Linked DNA regions of Homo sapiens: region 1 is linked to region 2. Evidence: read pairs that join two places in POLR2A ChIA-PET (ENCODE). Cell type or tissue: A673. All regions are shown on one strand. Links, peaks and the distances in the headings refer to the core of each region. The heading gives the core; the rest is flanking DNA. Region 1 overlaps ARHGAP15 (Rho GTPase activating protein 15). Region 2 overlaps ARHGAP15 (Rho GTPase activating protein 15).

The links. ChIA-PET counts read pairs that join two places held together with the same protein. Peaks named below come from ENCODE experiments on the same cell type or tissue, not always from the same donor. Only the 100,000 strongest peaks of a DNase experiment are listed, where the experiment ranks them.
Region 1: POLR2A ChIA-PET joins it to region 2 with 6 read pairs; 2 of 35 experiments call an interaction of 5 or more read pairs at or near these places.

What each region holds. Positions count from the first base shown.
Region 1 is chr2:143,481,343-143,484,274 of GRCh38, reverse strand. All of the region lies in intron 8 of ARHGAP15 (Rho GTPase activating protein 15), which reads right to left. Among named protein-coding and RNA genes, the nearest start is that of ARHGAP15-AS1, 290 kb to the left of the region's middle. RefSeq lists an enhancer at 1,976-2,736. In A673, for the core only: no CTCF peak of the experiment used is centred there; a DNase peak (open chromatin) is centred at 1,314; H3K27ac peaks cover 2,424 bases.
Region 2 is chr2:143,309,714-143,312,645 of GRCh38, reverse strand. The region is part of intron 6 of ARHGAP15 (Rho GTPase activating protein 15); the gene reads right to left. Among named protein-coding and RNA genes, the nearest start is that of ARHGAP15, 180 kb to the right of the region's middle. In A673, for the core only: no CTCF peak of the experiment used is centred there; no DNase peak of the experiment used is centred there.

The DNA.
Region 1 (2,932 bases), core at 317-2,816, 170 kb before region 2:
CATGCCTCAGCCTCCTGAGTAGCTGGGAGTACAGGTGAACACCACCATGCCTAGCTAATTTTTGTGGTTTTAGTAGAGATGGGGTTTTACTATGTTGGCCAGGCTGGTCTTGAACTTCTGACCTCAAGTGATCCACCCCACCCCCAGCCTCCCAAAGTGCTGGGATTACAGGTGTGAGCTACCACGCCTGGCCTAATTTTTGTATTTTTAATAGAGGTGGGATTTCACCAGGTTGGCCAGGATGGTCTTGAACTCCTGGCCTCAAGTGATCCTCCTGCCTCATCCTCCCAAAGTGCTGGAATTACAGGTCTGAGCCACCATGGCCGCCTGTCTGGCCTGTGTAATTATAATGCAGCACAGTAAGGAGTCAAATGGAAATGTAAGAGATTAAAGGATCTAAGAGGAGGGATTGACCTCAGGTCATTTTGGAGAAATATCAAGTGCCCTGAGAACCCAAGCAAACAAAAATTGCTTTTACAAGACCTTGAATATCAGCCATTAACAAATTCAAAATTGTATAGTTGGAAGAGTCATTCTGAGCATCTTAACAAAGTGTGTTTATGTGCTATCCTAACAACTTTCCTTCTAGGTCCAGTCATCGCAGTGACCACCAGTCATGTATGATCTGCTTCAACTGACAGCTGTAGTCAAAGTCCCATAGGTCTGTATTCTAGTGTTGGAGACTGAAGAAACACTTAACATCCTTCAGAATAACTCTGCCTCAGGGCAATTTTGGTTTCAAGTCCATCTTTGGAATGACACAGAATAATCAATCTAAGTTTTCACAGGTTACAAAAGTAATATTTTCGATTTCTGGTCTCACCTCAAAAACCTTGCCATTTCCCATGATAGAATACCAAGAAATGCAGGGCCAAGCACGGTATATTTTTTTTCTTCCATTTGGAACTAGTAAAAACGATGCCATTAGAAAGTACTTTGCAAATTAAAATATACACACATGACGTATAAATGCTAGATTATGAAAATAATTACGGTATGAGTTATATCTTTTTGAAACTCCCCTAGGTATTCTGGTGATAGTATTCTTAATTAGAGAGATATATATGTATATCATATTGTCTTCAATACCACCATCTGGCTCCACATGTGAGAAATGCGTGTAAGGTGCATTGGTTTTTCAAAGAAAATGAAAATATGTTTTTAAATGCTTTATCTTGTTTCCTTCTCATACATACTGAGAAACTAGCAGAGTCTTGGACATGATTAGACAGTTTTTAACGTAGCCAAACTCTCCAAAGTTGGCTCTAATGATTACTTTCCTGGAGACAGACTAGAACGTCAACTTCCATTTCCTGATGCCGTAAATAATTGTCCTCAGATGACAAGTCAAATTACAAGGCCTGTGCCATCATTCATTCCACTCATTTTGTTCTAAGAAGAGTTATGTAGAGGTTGAAGTCAATAGATGACTATAATATATAGCATACTTTTTATTAACCAAATAACTTGAAAGCACTATAAATACAAAATAAAAATGTTAAGAAGTGCGTGGATATAAAGCAAGGTCCATCACTGGGACCCTGTAAACAGCCGTAAAAGTCTTTGAATATCGTGGTTTACAAATCTGATTTTAACAGCCAAACTTATAAAACAGTTTACGCTTTTCTGTTGTCAAGGGAGAAAAACTTGCCAAATTGTTCATTTTAAGTAAATACAACATAACCAATTAAGGAAAGCAAAATTTAAACACATGCCTGTGATAATCGGGACATAGTTTGCTTCTGATTTCACTACTGATTTTAACAGAACAGTGTTCCTTCCATTTTCCCACAGCACCCAAGTGACCCCACACATACTTTTAGAAACTTGTAATCACACAGTGCAAATAAAAGGACACTTTACTGGAAAATACACAGTGTGGTACAATAATCCATCATTTATGAAAAATAGAATTCAGCCTTTTCTTTTCCCTCAGAGATTCAACTACTTTTTGAGGGTGAAGCTTCCTGCAGTTTAAAGATTTATGTTAAGCCAACGAGTAGTTTTTTTTTTCCATTCCCACTTTGAGTTTTTATTTGAAAATAAATAGAGCCAAAAGAGATATGGGTTTAAACTCTGAAATATTTAATCTGATTTGCATAAGAGACTAGAGCAATCACTCTTAATCCTAGGTATTTTTACCTCCATAAACATTAACCTTAACCTGAAATGTACTAGCTTTCCAGGTATTCTAGAATTTACTTATATTTCCTTTATGTTTTCCTCTGCTTTTCCCATTGGAGATCTTTTCTGTCAAGCCTGAACAAATAGAATGCTTTTCAAAGACTGAGAATTTTCAATAACAATAGGCAATTCAAATCTCAACACACAGGCCAAAGGCATTAGCTTTAAATACCATTCTTAACCAGTTGAGAGACTTAATTGGTGCTAAAACTGCTCTCACCAGAGGGGAGTTAGAATTCTGGGCTTTCTAAGATGTTAGGATAGTGGGCTTTCTAAGATGATCTTCAGTTAATAGTATTACATATGAGAATAGGCATTAGCCCAACACAAGTGTTATACCTGACACAGCTATTGTGCTATTAAAAATCACCTCTAGAGCTACGAATGCTTACTGTAAATGGGTGCCCTTAGTATACTTATTTTCTCACTTTAGTAACAGGAAGGGGAAACAATGCCCTCTGGATGGACGACGAATATCTACTCCCATTTAGGGTATGGGAACCAAAAAAGAAAACCCCCAAATCTTCCAGAATTCAACGGTTTGGATAATATGATCCAAAATTGTGCATCTGCCAGAACATCTCTTTCTGGGGACCTTATTTTGAAATACCTTCTTTTCCTGCCAAACTGCTGTTCTCGCGGTATTCCCATGTTACAATTACATGTTGTTATTATTTTTTTTTTGAAATTTGGAAGTGCTGGGACAGCCAACATTTCAGAAATGTTGCTAAAGGAAAGTGGAGTCATT
Region 2 (2,932 bases), core at 193-2,692:
ATCTGTTAATATGAATTCACTGCCAAATATTTTACTTTGTAGAACTGTGCTGGGATTGGCAAGAACATACACTATAAAAAAAGTTTAAAGGCCTGAATGTTTAAAAATCATGACATACGTTACTGCAAAAATAACTTCTACATTTTTGAACATGCTTTTTTTTTCTTTTTATCTTTGAAAAAAATAACTGCAGAGATTGCCATATAATATAGAAAGTTAACTAAAGAAAACATACGATCAAATGTTAGACCTTTAAAACAAAAATTGGAAGAAAATGTTATTCAAGAATGTTTGATTATAAATGAGGACTAATTCTTCAGTGCTACTTCTCAGATGGATCAGAGAACTATTCTGAATTGCCGAAAGACGTGGAGAAAAATATCTGCTGCTACCATGCAGCTCATATCCAATAATATCCTCTTATACAGAGATGCCATTATAGAAAGATAAATCTTTTTTCCTATCCAAATACTGTAATCCTTTAAAGGATTATGGTGCAATTTAGGTCACTAAACCACAATCTCTGTATAATTCTGAAATCTTTTGTTCATTAGCTTAGTTTTGTTTCCTCCACCAAATTTTACTTGCATGGATAAAATCAAAATACATTATACCCTTAACTCCATATGCATGTGTGTAATCATGTATGGCAGTGGCAGGAGTAGAGGGTGAAGAGGGAAAAAAAAGGAAGGCCCACAATGCAACGTAAACAGTTCTTGAGGCGCATTGCCATTCCAACACATAAAGGAATTTGGTCTGCAAATGGACACGTTTTTATTCTGAAAACCCTAAGAGAATCTAGGGCTAATGAACTGTTGAACCGGTTTGCCATCTTTGTATCTCTTTTCTTTGCAGGCAGATCCATGGGAGAAGAAAGAAATTTGAAGTGAATTGAAATTTGTGAGCTTAGACATATGCTAAGAGTACAGTTAACTTGAGTTACTTTTTCCATGCTGCTGAATTGGGTCCTGAATGAGGCAGTTTTGTGACTTAAACAGATTTCACTAATTTTCCTTCCTTGCACATTTAAAAAACAAACCACACTCTCCCATATTGCTGTTTGGGTTTTAACGGAGCTAAGGCATGCACACCCAATTACTATAAGCACTTTAAGTAAAGCTTAAAGATATGCAGCATGTTCTTAACTGCAAATGATATGATAGGTAGTGTCTTTCCTCTCTAGTTTTATGTCACATCCAAGAGATTAATCCTCTCATGAATCATCCATAATGACTAGAATAATTTGGGGAACTGAATGAAATTTTTCAAATTATTTATATCATGAACTCACAAGAATATGAATGGTGGGTTATGCAAATACAAACCATGCTTACAAAAGCTAAATACAAAAAAAAAAAAGGGAGGGGAAGAGGATTAAGTTTATATTTCTAAAACTGGACGTCTTTGAATTGATACACCGTGTGCTTATTACTTTACTGGTGGGTGATTCCTGTTACAGTTTATGAAACATACAAGGGCAACTTTTATTGTTTCCAACATTTGAGTAGAAAAATATGAATCTTTTGTATAAGGTTACAGTAAATGTACCAAATTCTCTAAGGATTAAGATGTTCATATTATGTGAAGTTCATATTTTGAGAAAAAATAACAACCCTTAAAAATAGCCAGAGATATGTTTTTCTATTTGAAACAGACTGGGCTTAAGTTCTGTAGGTTTTCCTAAACATGATCTCAGACAAAAGACAATTCTCTATCATCATATTTAAGAAGTATGGTGTTACCATATAGGAATCATTAATGAAATAGTTCCAAAATTCTATATCCTCAGTCTAAAAATTCATATAAACCTATACAATACATAAAACATTTTATAGAGTTTTAGATTATACAGTACATCAAAGTTTTAGTTGACTTATCTGAAAAGACATTTTTGGTTTGCAAATAAAAATGCAAAGAGAAGAACCTGTCAGAAAGTAAATAAAGTATGTAAATTAAATAAAAGGTAAGGCAGCTACACTTTTTATATAAATAACTGTGTTAACAGAGCTTTATGCATATTACAATATACTCAGATGCATAGCTTTTGCAAAAATAAATTCATTGCTCCTCTCCAAAGAATGGATTAAAACAATTTATTTTATAAAATTTGGATAGATAAGAAATGTAATAGCGATCCATGGAAAATAAATATAAAAATTATTCAAGCTCCATCTACTTTATGTTAGTAATGAGATGCACTTCATTCAAATTCCTTTCAATTGAAACAGTGCTGAGGAAGCAAAAACATGATTCTGTAGGAAATGATTTCTAATCTTCATGATAACATACCGATATAATACAATCATTTACAATTGACTAAAAGTTAATTTCAATAGTATAACATCTTTCTTGCAAAAATGTCAGCTTTTATTGATGAAACAAACTAAGAATAAAACATTTTTACTTGTAGTATTACAGTGCTGTTTTTCATTCTGTTAACCAAAACAACACAGTAATACTGTAAACAAAAAAATAACATCAGACTGCTTATGTTTGCGTGATTTTATCAAGAACCATAAGCAATGCAATGAAGTACATTAGCTGTGATTTTGGAAAACGCTCAATTCTTTTAGACCATATTCATGCTATTTTCAAAATAAGTGACCATTGGGCTAATTGTGTTAATTATCTATTATGCCTTGAAAGAACATAAAATTAATAATTGAAAATAATTGATCTCGCATATTCAAAGTACAATAAAAGCAAATAATATGCAACAAAGCTATTATCTATCATCATCATGTGTGTATACACACACACACACACACACACACACACAAGTTCATATATGTCTGTGTTTCTCAAATGGGGTCTAAATGTTTGGAGATATTTTTGGTTGTTACAACTTGAGATTCCACTAACATCTAGTTGGCAGAAGCCAGTGATGCTGCTGAATATTCTACAATGCACAGGACAGCCCCCACAACAAAGA